Linked DNA regions of Mus musculus: region 1 is linked to region 2. A link is a loop called in an ENCODE intact Hi-C map of the cell type or tissue named here. Cell type or tissue: left cerebral cortex. All regions are shown on one strand. Links, peaks and the distances in the headings refer to the core of each region. The heading gives the core; the rest is flanking DNA. Region 1 overlaps Usp29 (ubiquitin specific peptidase 29). Region 2 overlaps Usp29 (ubiquitin specific peptidase 29).

Evidence for each region. Hi-C counts contacts between places; a loop is a spot of excess contacts. Peaks named below come from ENCODE experiments on the same cell type or tissue, not always from the same donor. Only the 100,000 strongest peaks of a DNase experiment are listed, where the experiment ranks them.
Region 1: a loop joins it to region 2, with 2.3 times the contacts of the local background. A loop is called at or near these places in 2 of 42 quality-filtered maps.

Annotation. Positions count from the first base shown.
Region 1 is chr7:6,748,807-6,761,028 of GRCm38, forward strand. The region is part of intron 2 of Usp29 (ubiquitin specific peptidase 29); the gene reads left to right. Among named protein-coding and RNA genes, the nearest start is that of Usp29, 24 kb to the left of the region's middle. In left cerebral cortex, for the core only: no CTCF peak of the experiment used is centred there; no DNase peak of the experiment used is centred there.
Region 2 is chr7:6,804,507-6,816,728 of GRCm38, forward strand. All of the region lies in intron 2 of Usp29 (ubiquitin specific peptidase 29), which reads left to right. Among named protein-coding and RNA genes, the nearest start is that of Mir3099, 7.0 kb to the left of the region's middle. In left cerebral cortex, for the core only: no CTCF peak of the experiment used is centred there; a DNase peak (open chromatin) is centred at 6,267; H3K27ac peaks cover 283 bases.

The sequences.
Region 1 (12,222 bases), core at 1,365-9,364, 57 kb before region 2:
CCCAGATTGTAAGGCTGTAGAGATGACTTTGTGATTAAGAGCACTGGCTGCTCTTCCAGAAAACCTGGGTTCAATTCCCAGCACCCACATGTCAGCTCAAAGCCACCTGGTAGCTTCAGGTTCCAAAAATCTAACAACATCTCGTACCCTTTGCAGTCAATTGGTACTCGGCCTGTATACACACACACACACACACACACACAATTTTAAAATAATTCCTAAGAAATAAGGCACTGCATGTGCCATGAAGTCTGAAATTTTGCCATTTTGTTTTTTACAGAAAGAGCTGGCTGACCCCATTCTTAGGATTAAAATTTAAAACTCGAATTTAAATGTCAGGGGACTATTTTAATAAGTATCTCCCCACCCCACCCCTCAAAAGGGAGGAAAAGGCATGCCTGGAAATGGTGACTTTAGTAGGAGCAGAAACTTCCTTCCAACTTTCAAGGAACAGATAACTCATCCGTCCCACAAAGCGTGCCAAGGCCTAGAAACCAGTGGAGTTCTTCCCAGTTCGTTTTAATTAACTGGTTCACAGCGGTTTATGATCCCCGAGTGATTTTAATTGGAAGGAACTCAGCATAATGAAAATAACAACAGCTGACAGTTGCGCAATGTCCCCTCCACTGCCAGGTGCTGAGCTCAGTCAGACATTTCTAGCTAATCCCCCTGACAGCCAGGGAAGGTAGCCTGCCATTGTTACCCACTTCTGTGGATGAACCCCGGGTGGGCCTCAAAAGGTTAAGAAAAAGAAGAGAAGTTGGGACTCTAACCCATGTTTCTACCTCCACAGACTATGTACGCTCTTTATGCTCTAGCATTTGATTATATCAAGTAAACCTGCATGCACAAAGCAAACACCTCATTTCCAGAGTTGAACAGCTGTTATTAGAAAAACATTAAGTACCAAAATTATGAAAATAATCTTGGGGGATGGAGGATTAAATTTCCATCAACTGCAAGTGAGCAAATAATTTTGTATTACAAATTGACCTGGACTGGTTTTTTTGTTTGTTTGTTTGTTTGTTTTAAAGTGAGCTTATTAACAAAATGTAATACCACCATTTCTTTTTTCTTCCCAAACACAGGATCCTAGCTAGGGGTATAGATCTGTTGGTAAAATGTTTGTCTAACATGTTCAAAGCCCTGGGTTCGATCCTCATCACTACGTACAACCAAACATAGCAGTGTAGGCCTGTGATTCCAGCACAGCACAAAATGGAGACGGCTACGTAAGGGTCACACTTGCCTAGCTAGATGGGGGAAGGAGGGCACCCTGGCCTAGGGACCCTGTCTAAATGGGTAGATGAGATAGATCTGTGGGTAATAGAATTTGCTGCTAAGTCTAGCGACCTGAGTTTGATCCCCTGGTCCCCATACAATGGAAGAAGAAAGAAATCCCTGAAAGTTGTCCTCCTGCCTCTATTTACATGTTGTGGTAGGCATGTACCCACACACATGCACACACAAAAATTAACAGAAAGGTTATACTTTTAAGATAGTGAGCTCATAAGTAAAACTATCCCACAGCTAGATTAATATAACCACTCAAAAACTTGCTCCGTTCCAAACTTTCTATATCTCACTAGACTTCTATACAGTTAAAATTGCCATTTTGAAGCCATGGAGCCTTGGTGAGGATTTTACCTTTTCTTTTTGTTTGTTTGTTTTTGAGACAGGGTCTCCTATATAGCCCTGACTGGCATAGAAGTCTCTGTGTAGACCAAGCTGGTCTCAAACTAATAGAGAACTTTCTGCCTTTGTTAGCAAGTGCAGGGACTAGGAGCATTTTCCATCACATCCAGCCTGTTTTTTGTTTTGGTTTGGTTTTAAATTTTATTTTATTTGTGAGTTCATGAAGAGGTTGATAGGTGGATGAATGCACAGATGGAAGCAAGAATCCCCGCAGGAAACGGAGAGGAAATGTTTTCAGCCACATGGCTGAATCTATGCAGTCACTTTCTCTTCGTTTAATCCAGAAACCGCTGTTCCCCGAGAACTAAGACACGAGAGTTGCTTTACTAGCAAGGGAGAGGGCCTAGATCTAAAGCCAAGCCAGGCAGAGAACTAAGAGAGCATCCTTAACAGTCTTCCCGACAGTAAAATAAAAAATAACAAACGTGTTCAATCCAGGGTAAAGAGAAATTGGCCAAAGAAGCCACACTTGAGGATGGGGTTGGGAGTAGACTGGGGGTGGGGGGTGGGGACAGCCCTCCGTTCTCTAGTCACACTCAGTATTCCCCACAACTCACCTGAATCCCCTGCAGTGCAGTTCTGAGCTTCTCAAACCATTTAAGAGGGATACCAAACTCCTGATAAAACTGCAACCTTGATTAGTTAAAAGAAGGGATGGTAAATAGCGAAGATTACACTTCTATGAGATGCTGGGAATGGAAAGCCTAAAGACAAACGGATGGAGGCTTCCCTGCGGCTGGGAGTCACAACCCACACAAACGGGCTGGTAGAAAGGGGATTTTTTTTTTCCTGTGAGGGGTGGGTGGAGGTGTTCTGAGAGCAAATGCTGGCGATGACCCACAGCTGATCCGGAAAGAGGTCGAGAGCAAGGAACTACCACTTTATAAATTTCCTTGAAGCATTAACACTGAGTTGTATGCTTGGTGCAGTTTTGACTTCCGTGAATCAAATCTCAATAAAGCTTTAAAGGTCAGTTACCTTGGCAAAGAATCCTCAGACCCCTCGCTAAGCCTCTTAGGGTCTTCTCCTCCTCTGGTCGATGCTAATTAGGAACGCCAAGTTCTGAGAGAGAACACAGCAGTTGTAGCGCAAAGGTACTTGGCGTGGCGTGGGTGGGGGTACCCCAGGAGAAGGCCCTGCCTGGGCTTTCTCTGTTCTTTACTCTTTGGATCTAGGATCTTTTAACCTTTAGGGAACTTGGGCTGTGCTGTCATCAACTGAATCCTTGCCTCCCAATGGGCTGCTGAGGGCAGCCACATGAGGTATCTCCCTGCTTGGAAGCCTATGAGCTGAAGTTTCTCAGTTACTCTGCTCTGCGCATGTCTCTTGACCCAGCTTTCCCGTCTACTTCCAAGTCAGGCTGCCGGTCTTTGCACATGCCCTTAGCTATAGGCTCCTCACCAATTCCTCTGACGGCCTCTATGTATTATACCCAAGGATCTGAGGGAATAGGTGTTCAGTGACATGGGTTTTTTCTCTGTTTTCTTTCTTTCATTTTACTTTATTTATTTATTTATTTTGTGGGGTTTTTTTGTTTTGTTTTGTTTTTGTTTTTTGTTTTTGTTTTGTTTTGTTTTGTTTTGACAGGGTTTCTCTGTGTATTTCTAGCTGTGCTGAAATTCACTTTATAGACCAGGCTGACCTCAAACTCAAAGATCTGCCTTCTGAGTGCTGGGATTAAAGGTGTGCACCATCATCACCTGACTACATAGTGAATCTTAAATGAAATGTGTTAGTAACTTAATTTTTAATCTCATGCTATTATTTGTTCAGCGTGTTAGTATTTCATGTGTTTTGTACAGAGTAATAATGTTAGCATTTCATCTGTAGTTCCTAAGATTAAAATAATGCTGGGATTAATGGTGAGTACCACCGACCATCCATTTCTTCTTTTAAAAGACAAAATCTAATGAAGTCTAGGCAAGCCTCAAACTAGCTATGATAGCCAAGATGATTTTGAACCTCTGATCATCTTACCTGCTCATCCTGAGTCTTGGGGGTCCAACTCGGGATTTTATTCATTCTAGGAAAGCACTCTGTCAACTGAACCGTATCTGTAACCCAGTCAATAACTATTCTCCCAGTGACTAAGGCCTGAGTCCACGTCAGCAGTTGTCAACCTGTGGGTCTTGACCACTATGGCAAGCCTCTATCTCCAAAGGCTTATGACATTATGACTTATAACAGTAGCAAAATTACAGTTAATTTTATGGTGTGTGGGGGGTCACTACAACATGAGGAGCTATATCAAAGCGTGGCAGCATCAGGAAGGTTGAGACTCGGTGGTCTACTGTTCTACTGGATGGTGAACGGTCTTATAGAGGAGTTGATAAAACCAATGTTGCCTCTGCTGCAAAGCAGCAAAAAAGTAGTGTGAGAGCTAGGGCATCCAGATTTAAGAAATTACAAAAGAAACACAGACTAGCCCAGCTAAATTTGAATTTTGCATAAACAGTCACACACACACACACACACACACACACACACACACACACAAGAATGATGTCCAATTTGGATCTGCTGGCTGTCCTGTACTTTGTCTAGCACTCTAATACAGCAATGCAACTGTTAAGTCTGAGAGAGAAGACGGCCTTAATACTTTTAGAAAAAGAACTGGAGGAGAAAAGAAAGCTGTATTGCAAGGGAATGGATAAACATGCGCCTCCAAACAACCACACAGTTACAAGGGAGCTCAGAAACTGGGCCTGACCAAAAGCAAGCAAGCAAACAAACAAACAAACAAACAAACAAAACAAAACGCCCAGCAATTTATAAGCTTGGGCTGCTTGGAACTACATCCTGTTTTAATTTTTTTCTTTTAATTTTGTGTGTGTGTGTGTGTGTGTGTGTGTGTGTGTGTAAGAGAGACAGAGACAGAGAGAGAAAATGTGCACATGAATGACTTCTGGTCTCATACCTTCATTAAACATTGAATGTTAAGTTTATTTGAGACCCGAGAAGATGACGAGGACGGTATGCTGGTCAGATTCCTCTCCCACCTCCTACCTCCTCCCAGCCTGTCGAAGAGCTGGAAAATTTCAATCCCTTCCTTTCCCACTCCAGCTGCAGTTTCCATGGTAATAGAGTGAACCTGACTCTGTGGCTAACAACAGCTAACAGCTCTTGAAAGGGTCTAAGCCAGAACAATTGGAGACAACCTAAATTGGTGGGGGAAGGGAGGGCTCCCTGAATCCCTGACTAACTCACTGTTAGCTTATGCAAGAATTCTGTTGCTCTCTCCAGATCTGGAGAAAGTTGGCTACTATTTGTAGACCCTATACAGTCACAGATTCTCATTCCAGAAGCTTCTACCAACCACAGTGGCATTAACTTCACTCCAGTTTACCATTTATCAATCCATTTAGTCTACCATTCTACCAATGAGGATTAGGGAATGGGGTTTTGTATGCTAGGCCATGCTGGGTCCACAGGATTAAAACAGATGTGGCATCTAGTCTCTTATTTCTTATGGTACAAGGGAGCTATTACATATGAAATATATACTAGGGTCTGGGGCATGTAGAAACGAGTTAAAATGAAGCCAAACATTGTATTGCATGGAAATGAGACTGCTGGGATTGGGGTGAGACCAGTACCAAATGAATAATAAAACCACTCACATACAATGTTTGAGCAATGTTTGCAATGTCAGACATGGTTTTAGGCAAGGAGACTATACCAGTGAACAAAATATATTTCCCATCTGTCTCATAGAATTTACTGTCACCAGGGAAAAAAAGAGGAAAATACATAAATGACCTGGGATCTAAAGCAAGATTTTTAACTTCAATTTGGCCTCAATAAAAAGAAGAATTTATTAACTGAAGTAAATAAAAACTCCAGACATATAGTCAGTATAATTAATAGTCATAAATATAATCTGTCCGGGCCTAGCAAGATGGATCTGTAGGTAAAAGGCCCTGGCCATTCAAGTCTGATGACCAGAACTCAATACCAGAATGCTTAAAAAAAAAAAAAAAAAAAAATCTGTACATCTGTAATCCCAGTATTCCTTTTGTCAAGATGAGGAACAGAAATAAGAGACTCTCCTGGAAGCTTGCTGGACAGCTAACATTAAGTATGCAGCATGCAACATAGTACAAAACAAAAACAAAAGAGGATCTTCCTCAAAAATGAGGTGGAAAGGATAGACCAGAACAAAAGTTGTTCTTCAGTCTCTACAAAGGCACCGGGCACATGCCCACACTCACACATACACCCCTCTCTGTCTCTGTCTCAGTCTCTTGTCTCCCCCCCACCCCCTTCTCACACACACACACAGACACACACAATTTCTGTTATTGCAGTATTCTGCCTAGGACTGCTTCCTTTCCTTCTGGGTCATGTGACAAGAGCCATCTTGAAGAAAATGGCTCAAATTTGACCTGGTCACTCCATTTTTTTTTTAAAGATTTTAAAAATAATTTTATGAATATGACTATTTGCCTGCATATGTGTATAACACATGTATGGCTTCAGAAGCCAGAAGGTGTTGACTCCCTTGGAACTAGAGTTGCAGATAGTTGTGAGCTGCCATGTGGGTGCTGGAAACTGATCCCAGTTCCTCTCTGAGAACAAGTGCTCTTAACTACTGAGCCATCTCTAGACCCTGGTTACTCCATTCTTAAGCCATGCCCACTCTGACTATCTCAGAGACCCTATCTCAAAAACAAACAGACAAACAAGAAAATCATGGCTTGTGGATCCTGCAAGAACAGACTATGAACACATTTTGACTCATGGGTCATAGTTTGCCAATTCCTTGCCTCTTTAGAAACATTGATAAAATGATCAGCATAATGCTTTGTTGCATGGTGTTCTTGCTTTTCTGAGCTCACCAATCCATTCACAAGTGGTATATTCTCTCCCTGCTAGAGGGATGAATATCCATCCAGGTAGATAACTATTGTGGTCACAACAAAGTCAAAGTCTTGTCTCTTGCACTGTTAGTCTTTGCTCTATGGACATTCCTTCTTGCTCCATGTCAGCTAGATCATCTGTCTGGTCTTCTTAAGAATTTGTCATTTGGACAAGACTTAGAGGAGGGAATTGTGAAATAGTAAACTGATCAGGGTCACATCTTTGATCTTAGACAAGTTTTTCTGGTTTGGTAAGGTTTTATTTTTTTACTTATTTGTGTCTGTTACCAGAAATTGACCTAGGACCTCCTCCATGCTGGTCAAGCTACCAAGCGACCTCCTCCAGTAGTCCTTGGTTCTTCTACCAAGTTACCTCCTCCTGTGGTCCCTGGAAGGTTTTAAGAGCCTTAGTTTTGAGGGTCATCAAAACTGTTTTTGTATTGGATCCCTTTCAGGAGAAGGAATCAGAATCTTCCACGTGGTTTCTCTTTTTTTGCTTTTTTGAGACAGGGTTTCTCCATGTAGCCCTGGCTGTCCTGGAACTTCTAACTCAAGAGTTCTGCCTGGCTCTGCCTCCAGAGTGCTGGGATTAAAGGCATGTGCCAATACCTACAGGCTTCCCATGTGGCTTCTGAACCAATCTTGAAACCCACTCTCTTCTGACTTCCTAAGTATTATTTCCGCTAGCTCTTGGGGTCTCCACATGGATAAGTCTGATATCTTAATTTCTGGTAAAAAACACAATTAGAGCCGGGCGTGGTGGCACATGCCTTTAATCCCAGCACTTGGGAGGCAGAGGCAGGTGGATTTCTGAGTTCGAGGCCAGCCTGGTCTACAAAGTGAGTTCCAGGACAGTCAGGACTACACAAAGAAACCCTGTCTCGAAAAACAAAAAAAAAAAAAACCAAAAACAAAAAAAAAAACAACACAATTGATCTCATCACTCCTCCCCTTGAATAAACTATCAAGCTGATGCAGGCAAGATTGCCCAGTGGGTAGCGGCACCTGGGACCCTCTTACCTCAGCTTCCCCAGAAGCTGGGACCCCAGGGCTGTGTCACAGACTTACTTTACCTTGTGTCAACTAAAAATTGACACCAGAAGTCTTCTTTAACTTTGAGACAGGGTCTTGAGAGACTCTGAATCGGGATTTACACATTCCATTGGACCAGCTGGCCCATGAGCCTCGGGGATCCTCCTGACTCTGCCTCTAGTTCTGAGATCCGGTACAGCTTTGTCACCATAGCTGAGTTTTTTATGTGGATGTTGAGGGCTTGAACTCAGGACCTCATGTAAAGCAAGACGGTAAAGCCAGTCTTTTACCATTCCAGCCATCTCCTCAAACCTTCCCCTGACTTTTGAACCGTTTGGAACTTTCATGGAGTCCCACAAGGGACAAACAAAAACAAAAACAAATAAACAACAACAACAAAAATCTACTTTCCGAACTTAATGTCTTTCCTGCTGGACAGGGAATACTTTACCTCCTTCCAGAATTGAAGTGGCCATCAGACTCTGACTCGGAGAGGACTTAGTATCCACACATTGTTAACCATAGTTTGTCTTAGGGACCCAGGGCAGGAACATGGGTGTTGTCCCTGCCACACCTGCTATGTCCCATCCATCACCAGGCTCCCTGGTGCTGTCTCCTAAAATAATTTGTTCCTCATCCTTCACCCCACTGTTTCCAACATAGTGAAGGCCACCACACCCTCGCCTTGGACTCCTGCCACACGTCCTCTCCTCTGGCATTTGTACCTTTAACCCATTCTCTGTGACCTTTCTGAAAAATCCATGTTGGATCCTGCAAAGGTCTCTGAGGTGCTTTAGCTGGAAGCCCAGTTTGTCACAACACCCCAGGAGAGAGTAGGAGGTTTTTAAGCACAGGAAGACATTTGACTTAAAAATTCTTCTACCTGAGTACTTCTGGGAGCTACATTGTTATCAGCTCATGAAACGCTTTAAACAAACAAACAAACAAACAAACAAACAAAAAACTCACCACTGTGTATTTGTATGTGTGTATGTATATGTATGTGTGTATTTGTACTTTGATACAAGGTCATAATCGTGAATGTTTAAAAAAATAACAAGTTTATTCCTTTAAATAGTTAGTTCCATTTTTATTTACTGTGTGTGGTGGGGGAAGGGCATGCATTCTGTGGGCCTGTGCATGGAGGCCAGAGGACAGTGTGCTGGTGTTGGCTTTCTTCTTCTACCCTGTGGCTTCTGGGGATTAAACTCAGGTCACCAGGCTTGACCCACTGAGCCATCTCACCATCCCAGTGAAAATATTTATATTGTTTGGGGTATAGTTTGAAATCTAGTGCAGTGGGTATGACTTGGGACCATTTTCTGTGTTAGCCACTGTAAAATGGAGAGCCTTTGTGTGACGGGAGATTATCAGTTTCCCGAAATGGGCAAACAATTTGGTAAGAATAAGGAACTAGGGTTTGATCCAGAAAATCAGTAGCAGGCAGGGGTGGTCTCTTGCTGATTGGGAACTTTGCGTCTCTGGAATTCTTATGAAACTATGTGGACAGCTCTTCTAAGCAGAACTATCTCCCCTCCCCTCCACACACCCAGCTCTGCATACTAGGGAGCAAGGGAGACATGTCTCAGTCCCAACCTGGCATTTAGCTCAGAAATGAAGGGGCCATACTGAGGTGAGGATGTTGGCTGGAAGGCTCCTGTGGACTCTCAGTTCCATGTGGACTGTTTGAGACTGCTCCTTGGGCACATACAGACACACACACACACACACACACACACACAAATCTCCCTCCCATATTCATGTCCTTTTTTAAAAATTTATACATTGAGTTCAATTATGTCTACCCATGTTCTTATGATTTTGGAATAGACTGTGAGATATGGGTCAGCTACCAAAACCATACCCTCAAAGAGAATTGACTGTCCTTTCCCAGCAGTCACCTATTGCCAGTAGGTTCTCAGTGAGGGGTGGGGTCTTGGGAATAGCCTCTCCCTTCTGTGTTGGAATTCTGAGTGGTTTGATATTGGTCAGGTCTTCGGCAGGTATCCACAGCTGCTGTGAGTTCATGACTGTAACAGCCATGCCATGTCCAGAAGACAGCACTTCACATTCCCACCCCTTCTCAGTGTTGTTCCCTTGACTCTGAGAAGAACGGGAGGAGGTTGATAGAGTAGTCTGATTTAGGGCTCTACCCCCATATCTCCATATTTGCCTAAGAAGGCTGACCACCAACTTCTCATGTTAAGTCTGTGTCTATCCTCATGACCACGCCCTTGTGGCCAACATGTCTCTCCAGGCATCTGATGTCATTTTATTTATGTTCTCCCTGTCTATCACAGCATAGCCTGGCCATTACATGTGTACACACACACACACACACACACACACACACACACACACACACATATCCTTTTGCCCAAAGCCTTGTATGGCTGTGCACCTCCATCAGAACAAAATCCAAGTGGCCTACTCAACCTCTGAGGTTCTCCTCACTTCCTTCCTGGATCTCTGTGTGCTGATGATGGTCATGGGTCTGTGTCAGCTTCTGACATCACTTCTGAAGAGCTGACTGCATTGTCTCCACACATTTTCTCTTAGCTTGGCTCCAGTCAGGTCTACCTGCTGCCATTCCATCGAAAACCCTCTCTTCAAGGTCAACAGCCACCTCCATGTTGTCACACACACACTGTCTTTCTCTTCATTGATCACCGAACTTTCCAGAACTAGTCAGTCACCTTACTTATCCCTGACTTTTATTTTATTTCTTCTACTTTTTTCTTTGCTTTTCATTTGTTTGTTTGGGCTGGTTGGTTGGTTGGTTGGTTGGTTTCGTTTGGCTTGGCTTTACTCTGGTCTTTGGGTGAATCTGTCAAGTCACTTCCAGGTCACACCAGATTCTCCTGGGCCAGAAGCATCTTTAACTCCAAACTGAAGGGCTCTAGTGTTCCTTAGAAAATTACGCATAATTGTAGGCTGTGAGGGATTGATGGCTCCAGATTTACCTGTGCCAATTTATCCTCACAGATCTGTGTGTACGTATGTGTATGTATGTCCATACATATATTATGTACATATGTACACATGCACACAATAAATACATGAATATAATCTTAAAATTAAAAAATAAGTAAACAAAAGTTAAAATTGGTCATGTGCATACCCTTGACTCATTCTCATGCAAATTTCCCAACAAGGCACACATGGTGAAACAATGATCATTCCCACATTCAAGTAATGCACAGCTGTCCTTGGCTCAGTCCACTGCAGTATACTGGGGCCACAGTTACCTGAAAAACAGTATGTCAAGAGTAAGAAAGTTCCCGTGAGCTAAGGAAAAGCTATATTGGTTCATAGCCAGGGAAGGAAGTAGCTATCAGAATCAGATACAACCCCGTTCAACTGATCAATGACGGTTCGCCTCGGTGGACACGCTTCTGCAAGCCAAACAATTGCTTTGCTTTGGATAGCCGGGCCCATCAAAGATGGACTCAGTCTGATAAACACGCCTCTGCATGCCAACCAATCCAGCGGGGTCTCACTCCAGAGACCACACTTCTGCAGATGACGTTAATGTCAGTCCTTTTCTGTCTTTGAAAGCTGGACAGCACCTGTCCTCTGCTGCCCCCAGACCCTTCATAGAACAGTACCATGCTTCAGAGAGACTCCGGATTAGCCTAGCTCTCTCTTGTGGGAAGAAGTAAATCGAGTATTGTCTTTTTATAATTTCAGATATCGAGCTGAATTCATTGGCTTGAGCCATCACAACAGAGTACTAGCAGACGCAGGGACTGTTTGTTGTTTTTCTGGAGGCTAAAAACTCCAAGATCCAGGTGCTGATGTGAGTCTAGAAGGCAGATGCTAAAGTTTCCAGGTGTTTGTAGAGAGCCAGGTGGATCATTACTGGGAAGAGATCATTAGGAGAGAGGTTAAGGGGAGGGGAGAGCTACACCAAGCCTGCCTTAGGGCTTGGTTCCCAGAAGGCGCGAATGGGGACAAGGGGAGCAGTGAGGTCGGCAGTGACTTTTTTACGGGTCATTAACATACTACCCACCCCGCTGGGTTCCTTCAATTCAGGCTTTCCAGAGCATTCTGATTTCTTGAAGCCCAGGTGAAGTAAAGCTGCCAGTTTTTCCTCGCAGGGCCTTTTGTATGTTAATTTCTTTCTTTCTTTTGAAAATGTTTTGGGAGTTTTGTAAGTGAGAACTGTATTTACAACGTTTCCACCCCTCCCCCTCCTCACATCCAATTCCTCCTGTGCCATCTCCCCAGTCCCTATCAAATGCATCACACACACACACACACACACACACACACACACACACACACGCACGCACGCACACACACCCCTCCTGTTAAGTCCTTTTAGTGTTGCTCCTATGTGACTGCTTTGGAGTGTATGCTCTATCGGGGTTGTCCCTGGAGAAGACCGATTCTCCATGTCTCTGTAGTTATTAATTGCCTGTGGCTCTTCCTGTAGAGGTGGGGCCTTGTGAGGGTGCCCCATCATTGTCATGTCAACTGGTGGTATCACTATGCTGGTCTTGTTCAGGCAACAATGTTGTTGAGAGTTCACAGGTGAAGTTTCCCTGTCATATACAGAAAGCACCATCTTAGAGCCCATGTCCAGGTCTTCTGGTTCTTGCAATGTTCCTACTTGATAGAGTCATCTTTGTTA
Region 2 (12,222 bases), core at 2,494-10,493:
GAGGAAGAAGAGGAGGAGGAGAGGAGGAGAAAAAAGATACAAAAATCCCAACCAAAACAACAACCAAAAAAAAGAAAAAAAGAAAAAGAAAAGAAAAGAAATGAAGGAAGGAAGGAAGCAAGCAAGAAAGGAAGAAAGGAAGAAAGAAAGAAGGAAACTACCAAGTAACTGTCACATCTACCTGGCTATGGCAAGAGGGTAGAACTCAGCTGAGTGACAGAGGAGCTCATTCTTCAGCAACTAGCAGAAATCCAAAGAGTAGACACTAGATTCCTGCAGATTGCCATGCCACAAGCTGCCCTCATCCAGCAAACTGAGCCTTATGAACTTTCAAAACAATCACTAAGAGGTCCAGCTGCTTGTGTGGGTGTATACAGGTAGGACATACTGCAGAGGTAGAAGCAGGAGGTATGTGAGTTTGAGGCCAGCTTGGGCTACAACTATAAAGGCTGGAGAGATGACTCCATGGGTAAAGAGCTGGATATGCAAGTGTGAGGACCAGGGTAAGGATCCCCAAACCCCACATGAAAACTGGATGGACATGGTGGCCTACCTGTAATTCCAGACAGGAGAGCCTCGGGGCAAGCTGGTTTTCATGTCCTGTACCCCTGAAGAAAACTGAATTTCCTACCCTCAGCAACTGTCATTGCCAATAGCTCCTCAGTTAGGAGTGGGACTTCAAGATGCTAAGTTTTAGGTTTCGAGTATCTTACCACAACTTTTAAAAACTGAAATACTCCACCTATGAAAGTGTTTCAATATGGAGAGTTTGTCAGCCCCCTCAGATGGGTGGAAGCAGCTTTTGCTGTGCCCCAGGGAAGGAATGAGAATGCCAACTGGGACGGTCTGAACATCTGTCAATGTGCTCAGGGGCCGTTGAGACTTTTCACCCTCAAATGGATGATCTGTGGGACACACGTTGCCTGACGATGATTTTGTGGGATACAGTCACCCCAGATTTACCTTAGTTTTTGAATGATGTCGCAAATAAATGATTTTGCTTTTTGATAATTAAAAAATTTTTATTGTATTAATACATTAATGTGTGTTATGGCATACATGTGGTATACAGAGGACAACACATAGCAACCTTTTTTATTTCTTATGAAATCTGGGCCCTAGGGATCAAACTCAGACTGTCAGTCTTGAAGGCAAGCCCCCTAAATCCACTGAGCCAGGCTAGCAACACGAGCTTTTATAAAAAGGTCCTTAAGTTATCTGGTTATGAAAAAAATAAGCCTGACAAGCACCTAATAATTTTTTAATTGTTAAATGATTGATTTGTTTTATTTTATGGGTATGAGTGCTTCACCTGCTTGTATGTATGCATACTACACAGATCCCTAATGGCTTTGGAGGCCAGGAGTTATAGATAGTTCTTTGCCACCAAATGGGTTTTGAGAACTGAACCTGGGTACTTGGAAAGATCAGACAGTAGACAGTGCCCTGAACTGCTAATACATCTCTCCAGTCCCCAATCTGTGAAATTCTGTGTTGATGAGAAAAACATAAGCAGTCTTTAGGCCTAGGCTTGGATCATTGGATTCGTCACTTTGTTTTTGTAAATATTTCCCCAAGTATCTTAAAGAATTATTTACAAATACTCATTTGAGTCAAACATACTCACAGGACATTCTAATTCGGTAAGTATAATGTCTCTATGAAACTATTCTCTCTCTCTCTCTCTCTCTCTTTCTCTCTCTCTCTCTCTCTCTCTCTCTCTCAGTGTGTGTGTGTTTTGTGTGTGTGTGTGTGTGTGTGTGTGTGTTTCAAGAATAAATAATCTCTTTTGTCTGGCCCAGTAAACTTTTATTTAAATAATGCATCCTCTGGGTATATGCAGATGTCCATGTTCTACAGGTCTTTCTGTTGTTGGAGGGCTCTCAAGATATTTACCCAATTTTAGAACTGGTGGGGTTGAGAACTATTTGCCGAAAAAACAAAACAAAACAAAATACCCAGTGATATGCAAACTTTGGTGTTTGGAAAAATTAGGCTGGGGACATTGAGTAACTCAGCAGTTAAAAATGCTGACAATACTGAAGTTGGGTCCCTAGGACCCACATGGTTTAAGAAGAGAACTGGCTCCCACAAGTTGTCTTCAGATTTTGACTTGCACGAGGTGGCAAGGCACCCAAAGAGAGGTATGCACAAAAGTAAATAAATAGAATGTAATAAAGATTAGTGTGGCTCTCAGAGAAGCCTATTCCTTATCATCGCTCATCACCCTGGTATTGTGTTTTTTGTAAATATTATTAAAAGTCACACTTGTGGAAAAAAACAAACCTAGAGAAGAGCTAGTCTTTGTCCAGAGTTCCAAATGTACTACTGCTAATCTCAGCAGGTCCCAACCAGAGCTCACAGTCCCTATCAAAATCAGCAAGTCCATCCAAATGAGGAAGGGCTGGCTTCCTTCCGTAAGCCTCAGTGACTTTCTGGGGTTTGGCTTTTCTTTTTTCTTCTGGTTTCCATGTTTCTCACGAATTTAATTTCCTATTTGGATGGATCTTGGTTCTTATCGTTTAAAAGAAAATGTCTTCTGTAGTTGTTTTCATTTCCTATGCCTTTATCTTTTCAATTCTAATAATTCTTACTTTATCTGTTTTGTCCAATGGTGTTTTCATTTATTCCCTTACTTTGAAGAACTATATTTGAGGCTGAAAATATTCTTGAACTTTGGTTCTTTTTGGTATATGAATTATTTTTAAGCCCTACCCCCTCCTTGGCTCATTTAATGTTGAGGGCATTTGTGTGCCATAGTGGAAGTTGTAGAACAACTTTCTGGAGTCAGGTTTCTCTTTCCACCATGGAAAGTCCCAGGGATTAAACAATTAAATGGAGGTCCCCAGATTTGGTGGCAATCATCTTTATTAGCTGTGCTTGGTGTATTTAAGTGCGATGTAATTAGCTAATTTCGTTTTAATAAAAGAGGAGAGGAGGATAGAGAGGCAGGACTGTGGCTCAGTTGGTAAGTGATTCTAACCTTGGGTTCAGTCCCAACATGTCAGAAAACCCGATGTGGTGATGCGTACCTATTATCCTTGCACTACATTCAGGGGATTGGAGATAGGAGGACCTATCTCCAAGGAAGATAGAGCTGGGCTGCTTTTCAGCAATCATGTATCTGTATGTAGGAAAGAATGCACTCTAAAATAATACTTAAGGGGTAGTGTGGTAGTGACTCAATCACAAAATCGCAGATGATTATATCAAGTGAAATCTAATCACATACGGCTGGCATCAAAAGTAGGTTTGCTCATGCAGATATCACTACAACCTTTTTTTAGCCATAGTTATTGCTGTTGCTCTTCTCCTGGCTTTTTACCTTGTATGTTGAACCTCAGGACACATTCCCACAGTTTTCATTTCATGCTGTAATGACAGCATGTGTGCAGACAGAATTTGCAAAATGGGTGGGAGGGAGGATTGTTGCTTCTGTTGGGAGAGGGCATGCTGGTGAAGGCCAAGCAACAACCTCAGGTGTCCGTCTGGAGGCTACACTCACCTTCTCTTTTTAGACAGAGTCTCTTTCACTGAACTGGCCAGGTAGGCTAGGCTGGCTAGCCAGCAAGCCCCAGGCATACTTCTGTTCCCATCTCCTCAGCTCTTGGATTACAAGCACAAATCTTCACACTCTCCTTTTTAAGTGGGTTCCGGGGATATGAATTCATGTCTGATGCTTGTGTGGCAAGCATTTTACCTTCTTTTCCCCTTTTATTCAGTCTAGAACCTAAGCCCAAATAGGATGGGTGTTCTCACATTCAGAATAGGTCTTCCAACCTCAACTAAACCTCTCTACAAATACCCACAGAGACATATCCAGAGGTGGGTCTTCTAGGAGATCCCAAATCTAGTCAAATTGATAATGAAGATTAGCCATTAGGAGACACACATTTCAACCATGGCACCTTACTAAGGAGAGGCCATTTGTCTTTCTCTGTAGTTCCCTTCATCCCGACTACAGCACCACTTTTGCTCTCCCTTTGAATGGTCTAAGCAAGCTCCAACCTCAGAACAAGAGCACTTTGGCATAGCACTTTCCTCCAAATTGAAACATTCTATCTCAGAGGAAAGCTCATTAACACTCAGAAAGTTCTCAAGAGAGGCTCCTTAGGATTAAGGAAGCAAGCAACTCTCAAGTCTCAGGAAGTCCCTAAACTTACAAGATGCTGAAGCTCCACCACCTTCAACTCCCCCAAGATTTTATAAACAGTAAGAGTTGTTGAAGAGAGGAGATTCACCAACCTGTCCAGCTGCCCATACATCCTGCAGCTCTGTGAGATGCAAACCATGCTGAGCTTTCTCATGCTGCCACCCTTTAACACAGCTCCTTGTGTTGTGGTGATTCTCACCCATCGAATTATTTCCATTGCTGCTTCATAACTCTAATTTTGTGATTGTTATGAATCAAAATGTAAGCATCTGTGTTTCTTAGGGGTCTTAGGGAACCCCATGGGAGAGTTGTTTAACTCCCAAAAGGGTTGTGACCCACAGGTTGAGAATTGTTGGTCTAGAGGACTCCTGAAGAGCTGCTTGCCTTCAGTCTATAATGAGATCTCAAGAGTTGTTGATAAAGGAATGCCACAACAATTCTTTCTGCGGAGAGTGAGGGTAAGAAGGCAAAAAGCAAAGATCCCTTCCTTCATGTCCTTGTCATTGGATGGCCATCAGAAGGAGCCATCCAGATTTAGGGTGAATTCCCATTTCAAGTAAGCCACCAAGGAAGTCTTCAACCAAGGAAGTCATTCACAGAGTACTCAACAGCTTGTGTTTTAGTGGATCTCAGATGCAGTCAAGTTCGAAAGCAAAATTAGCTATCACAGGTGGTATCCTGATTTGGCCTGCCGACGGTTTCTTGTCTGGGGTGAGCAGACATTTGCTCGTGTTTACCCAGGAATAGTGTCAAACAACATGCACTTGCTGGATTGCCCTTTGGAAGGCTCTTTTTCTGCGCCATGCCCATTCCCATCATTCAAACCGCTGCTGTCACCCTAGAAAGTTCTCTGACTATCTGAAATAACCTTCTCTCATTTCACTCTTATCTTACCCGTCTTTATTTTTTGCATGTATTTATCTGTGGGGTGTGTTCAGGCCATCACATATGTATGAAGGTCAGAAGACAACTCATGAATGGATTCTCTCCTTTCACCACATGGAGCCTGGGGATAGAACTCTGGTAGTTAGGCTTGGCAACACATAAATTTACCCACTAAACTCTGGTTAGTTGGCTTACGTGTGCTAAGATTCATCATGCCTACACCACTGTCTGTGTTCATTTACAACCCACCTCTCTTGTTACAAGGTATATCTAAAGGGACAAAGGCTTCTATTGCTATTTTTAGACAACCCCTCTCTCTAACATAATGTCTGGTGTGTAGCAGGCATTCAGTGAACCCTCTCATTATTTGTATAATAAATAATGAATGAGAGGAGATTCCTTCTTGAATGAACTTTGCATCTGTCTCATACTCTCAGAACTCGACTTCTGCCTGTTGGTTTCTATAATTCAGGTTCCTTTACATCAGTGGTTCTCAACCAGAGGGTCGAATGATCCTTTCATAGGGGTTGCCTAAGACTCCCAGAAAACACAGATATTTACATTACAATTCAAAGCAGTAGCAAAATTGCAGCTATGAAGTAGCAACAGAAATAATTTTATGGTTGGGGTCACCACAACACAAGGAACTGTATTAAAGGGCCACAGCATTAGGAAGGTTGAGAACCACCACCTTACATGGCGTCTTGGAAATGGAAGGTGCTCAGTCAACTTTCCTTTTTTGTGTTCATGTATCAATGGGAAGTAGATAATGCTTGTGACAGTGACGTTTAGGGGAGATTCATGGTTTCTGGTAGCTAAACAGGGACTCAAAACAGAGCTGAGGATTCAGTGGGTAGAAGGCTTGACTCTGTGTCTGATGATCTAAGTTCAATCCCCAGACTCCATATGGTGAAAGGCAAGAACTGACCTCCACAGGTTGTCTTTTGACACCCCCCCCCCACATGTCACAGAACACACTCACAAGCACATAATAATGTTGTAAATAATGCAATAAAATAATTTCCTAAAAGCCAATATTTATTTTATTTTGCAACGACCCTATCCAACAGTCCTTTTTTTTTTCTTTCTTTCTTTCTTTCCCAAATACTATTCCGGTGTATTCGTGTTCACAAGAGAGACTGCTGAGCCCATCCCCCAGCCAGGACACTTGGCCCTGAGTTGCTCAAGAGCCCTCATCCTCAGTCATTGCAGGGACTTGTTGCCATGGAAACTGCAGCCAGTGTTTCCATGGAGAAAGAGCTGCAGAGTCTGGAATTTTCCAGGTTCTAAAGGTGAATGTATATTCTCTTGAAAACAACTCTGAATGCTTTCCCCCAGGCTGGCCTTCATGGTAGCCACTGGCCACTCATGGCTTACTGGCCACTTGAATATTGGCTGCTTTGAACAGAAGTGTGTCTCCATCAGAGCACATACACTAGAGGTTGAGGTGTTATTACAAAACTTGGTTTTGAAATGGTTGCCATAATTTTCTTATTGATCAAGTCTGTGTATGGTTTCTGTTTTTAATTTTCTGTGTTTTTTGTATCAAAAATTTTAAATAGATAAAATTAATTTATTTTGTGTATGCAGAAGGATTTTTGTCTCCATAATGCACATGTGGAGGTCAGAGGACAAGTTACAGGGGCTGCCTATTGCTTTAGTTGCAAGGATTGCGCTGATGGCATGATTTTGTGATTGAAGTGTTCTTCCTGTTGGATTGCACTAGTCTAAAATGTGTGTAAGTGAATGCATTTTGGTGGTATAATTTTGGGGGGTTTGTTAGATATTTGTTCCTCTCTCTCTCTCTCTCTTTGAGAAAAGGTCTGGCCTAAAATTTACTCCACAGTCTGTGATCATTTTGAGCTTTTGAGCTTCCTGCCCCCACTTTCTGAATGCTGTTATTACATGATTACAGGTGTGCCCCCACCACACCACACCTGGTGATACTGGATATTTAACTCGGAGCTTTGTGAACACTGGGCAAGTACTCTATCAACTGAGCTATACCTCCAGCTCTCTTTTAACTTCTTTTTAAAGGGTTAACCAAGATGAGTGTCTGTAATCCCAGTCCCTTCGAGGTGGAGGCAGGAGGATCAGGAGTTCAGGGTCATCCTTGGCTATAGAGCTTTTCTAAGCCAGCTTAGAGTAATCGGACCCTGAACAGACCCCTACCCCCAAAAAACTAACAACAGCAATAGTAATAGACTTAATTAAATATGGTAGTCAATGAGTTTACAAATAAAAATTTCAGTAGTGGATTAGGTGAAGTCCAGAGAGTGATCTACAAAATATTTTCTATTTTCATCTGAGTGAACTTATTAAATATATAGCAAGCCAAAATTAAAGAATAAGTATTGAGTTGATGAGAGACAGAGAGCAAAACAAAGCACCATCAAGCCAGGCCATTGGAAGAGCCAACAGAGATTGACTGGGAAGCTCCATTGAGGCAGTGAGCTGGAATTCTTGGAAGGGAACGGGGATAGAGATGACATCATCGAAGCAGGTATCAAAGCATCTATGAGAAACCGATTGGGGAAGCAGAGGCTGTCATTTCCTGATGAGCTTTCTCTCTCTCCATGGCCGAGCTTCCCATGTCTGAATCTCTGGTTTATTTTTTCCATTGTAGCCACTTCTACATCATAGGATTAAACAATAGTCACCTTCCTAGGAGTCTGCGAGGGCACAGTGTTTTTACTTTTTGCCTGTTTTGTTCTCTTTCCTCCCTTTCACAAAGGTGGGGGCCAGCACAGCCTCAGACAAGGGGCCTTGGAAGAGATTTTGAGCCAAACATGCTTGAGTCTGAAACAGGAGAGGCCAACCCCAATCCCAGAGCCAGCTTCACTGTGAGCTCAAACAACACATGGTATTTATCACTATAACATATATTACAGAAACAAGTGACATTCTTCAATGCAGACATCCAATCCCCTTTCTGTGTTCCGTTTTCAAAAGAGCCACCTTCTCCTGGCTTTAAAATGCTGCGTCACACTGCAGCATGCAGCAGACACTCTGCTTGCACATGCGTTCTGTGCGATGGCTTCTGAGTTTCCACTCTCGTTCACAGTCTTACAATGTTTTCCTGCAGATATATAAGCCTTCCTGAGTTACATGTTAACCTTGGACTGGAAACAGAATGACCAATTAAAAGAGTGTGTGAAAGCCTGGATGCTCATTGCTAAAATGCTTCCCAAAAAGATTATGCCTATCCCCTACCCAGCTAAACTCCGTTCAAAGGGGTCTGACTTCCCTTCACCTCTGCCAACTCTGTCAATTGTGTTTTCCTCTGGTAGAGCATGACAGTTTGTTACTGGGGGTGTTTTGTTTTGTTTAAAAGTCTGGACAAGTAGATTCTGCCACTGTTCTGGCTAGCTTTGATTGTCAACTTGACACAAACTAAAAGCCTGGGAAGAGAGTCTCAATAAGGGACTGTGGGTATTGAGTTGGCTTGTGTTTGTGGAGGGTTGCTTAATTAAGTTAATTAACATTGAAAGACCCAGCCACTGTGAGTGACACATTCCCTAGGCAGGGAATTGTATTCAAGAGAAAAAATTGAGCTGAGCAAGCTCAGTCCACACACAAGAAACCATGCATGTGCCCACTCTTCTCTGTCCTGGACTGTGGATGAACAACTGCTTCAAGCTCTGGCCATCTTGGCTTGCTTGTCATGATGGATCATGCTTCGAACTGTGAGATGCAATAAACCCTTTCTTTCTTAAGTTGCTTTTGTCAGAGTATTTAATCACAGAAACAGGAAAAGAAACCAAGACAGCCCATGGAACACTTTCCTTTCCTCTGTATTCTCACCTCCCTCCCCTCTCCACACTACTACTATTCTACTTTCTGTGGTCTCCAGTTTAACACCTCCAGGTACTGCACGTAAGTGAAAGCATGCAGGATGTATCTTTTTGTGTGCTTGACTGTCTGCTTTCCCTTTGCAGTAGTATCTCCAGGGCTCACCTGCTCAGCATTGTGTCAGAACTCCCTTTTGTTCCAGTGTATGAATAGACAGCATTTCATTTGTCTTCATCCTCCTGGTTTCCCTTTCTGTGGCTATGCTAGAATACCCTTACTAAAGCAATTTAGAGAAAGGGTTTGTTAAGCTTACAATTCCAGGTTACACTTCCTCACTGTGGGGCAGTCAAGGCAGGAACTGAAAACAGCTAGTCACACACGTCACACCCACAGTCAGGGGCAGGAAGCCTCGAAGCAACACATAATACTAGTACTTAGCTCATTGTCTCCTTTCCGTTCATCCCAGGACCTGGCTTACTAAATGGCGCTGCCCACATTCAAAAAATCCCTCACCAGGCCAAGCTGATCTAGGGAGTCCCTCACTGAGACTCTTACTCGGCTATTCTACATTGTGTCAAGTTGATACATAAAGTAACCATTTCACCATTCACCCATAGATACTTGGTTTGCTTCCTTAGGCGTCAATTGTTGGATTGTATGTAGATTGTAGGGTCTGGAGAGATGGCTCAAGGCCTTAACCCTCTATGATGTAAGCTTGACAACCTGAACTCAGGTTCCAGAACCAAGTGCATGTGGAATGAGAGGACCAACTCCATGAAAGCTTTCCTCTGTCCTTTACACGTGGCATACACATGCATGGGCTAACACCACACACACACACACACACACACACACACACACACACACACACACCTTATGAATAGAAATGTACATAAAAAGATAAGTAGGTTAGAAAATCTGCTCCTATTTCTCAAAAGTCATACATTTTCTCTTTTATGAATTCTCTTTCAGATTCCTGGAGGACTAAATAGTTTTAATTTAATATTTTAATATCATATTTTAATTCCTTTTTTGAGAATTTCTTGCATGCATACTATATATTTTGATTATATTCACCTCTCTCTCCCCTCTAACTCCTCCTGGATCTACTCCTCCCTCCCCAAAATGTCTTTGTTGTTGTTGTCTTTCAAGACAGGGTTTCTCTGTGACTGTCCTGGAACTCACTTTGTAGACTTTGTAGACCAAGCCGGTATCAAATTCTTGCCCTTCTTTTTAGCTCACTGATTCCAGTTTGTGTTGCCCATGTACTTAGAGGCATGAGGCTATCTACTAGCCAAAGAACTCACCATGATGTTTAGCTTTTGGACCCACTTAGGCTCTTTGGGAAAGTGATTAGAATTCTTTAGATTAGCCAATACGACAATTTCACCCAGGAGGCTATTCGTTCAAACTTTTCAGGGTCCAACCTTTTCAGTTTTATGTAATCACAGTGAATACCCCTTTATGTTTGTTAATTTGTGGATTGCTTTGAATACAGCATTTCCCTCCTCATGGATCACACACATACTCTCAAAAGAGTGCTTGGACAAAAAAAGAAAAAAAGAAAAAGAAAGAAAGAAACACTCACTGTTTCTGCTCTCAGAAACGTTAGTCTTCATTAAGACCCCTGATTCCATTTAGGGAAGGGGTTAGGCCAGGTCTGAATTGTGACTGGGCTGATCAGGAATGCGCAAGTTTCTAATTGGAAACTTGTGCTCTTCAAAAAGGAGTCTTTGAACTTTGTTTCCTGGCCCCCGTCGACAGATTGTACTTAGTTCATGGACTCACCGTGGTTCATTTAGCTTGGCTCTCGGCAACAAACCAAGCAATACATACATCTCCTCCCCTGCAGGAAGCGGTTGGGTTTCTTGGACGTATCTCAATTGGCCTCTGTTGGGAAGACAAGCATTTCCAAACCCTAAAAGCAGTCAGGACTACCAGCTATATCCTTCCAAGTCTGTCTTTCTTAGCTTTTCCATTCGTTTTCTCTTTTGGGGCTGGGGGTGAGTGGGTAGAGGTGAAATGCAGGCTGCCTCATTTTCTGATGTTCTCATCCCAAACTGGATGCTTGCACACACATTTCAGATTCCTATCCACAATCACTGTTAGACTCAGGGCAATGCTTCACAAACTCAGATTACATCCTAAGCTGAAACCATAGCTAGGGAGATGAGAATTACAGCTTTATTTCTTTGTGTTGTCTGTCTGTCTTATAAATCTACGCATATATATTCGAAACAATTGTTTGCATTTCCTACAGGCAGTATGTGCAAGACTCAAAATATAGTATGGCTAAATCCCAAAGAAAGGCCCCAGAGGCAGCTCCTCTCTACCCAGAAAACAGCCCACCTCTGATTCTCCATACTTGTATAGCAAAAAGTACTGTTGGCATGAGTTAAGCAAAGAAGTCAGCTGTAATTACCTCTGGGACCTGTTGCTCCTTAGGGTAGGAATCATTTATATTCATGAGCATATACATATGTAAATGAGTATTGGGGTGAAGTGGTGTGCGTGTGTGTGTGTGTGTGTGTGTGTGTGTGTGTGTGTGTGTGTGTGTGTGTCTATGTGTGTGTGTATGTAGGGACGGGGAAACATACCAGTAACCTTTGGTTCTTTCTTAAATTCTCAGCCTGCTTGCAGGAAGTAACAACTAAGGCAGAGATTCAGAACTGGCCACAACTCTAAGAACGAGGGACTGTTGGGTATTTAGTCCTAAATGAGGCATCTATTCCCCTTTCCCCCTCCACTTCAAAGCCTAGGCGATATTGTAGAGGAGAAGCTGCAAAGATTCTAAGAGCCAGAGAATAAGGGGGTGTGCCATGAAGAGCTGTTTTGTGGACATAACATGGCTGTCACAGTGATGACCACATAGTGGTTGTGACCACCTCACAAACTAAAAACTCGCTGTCAAGAAAGATGGGATCAAGAGCAGAAGGAGGATAAGAGTGGATAATGTGGGTGAACGGGACCACAGCACATTACCTAAGTGTGAAACTGTCAGAAATAAAGAGAAAAAGTGTAAGTCTGTTAGAAATGCAGATTCTTGGCTGAACACAGTAGTGCACACCTTTAATTCCAGCACTTGGATGGCAGAGGCAGGTGGATCTCTCTGAGTTCAAGGCCAGCCTGGTCAACATAGGAAGTTCCAGGCCAGCCAGCCACATTACATAGCTAAACAGAGAGACAGAGACAGAGATAGAGACAGAGAGACAAAAAGGGAGATATGGATAGATAGACAGACAGACAGACAGACAGACAGACAGACTATGGCGATTCTTAGACTCCATAAGGACTTTTCATCAGAAACTCTTAGAGCAGTGGCTCTCAACCTGTGGGTCATGACCCCACAGGGGTCCCATAGCAGATACCTGCATACCAAGTATTTATATTAC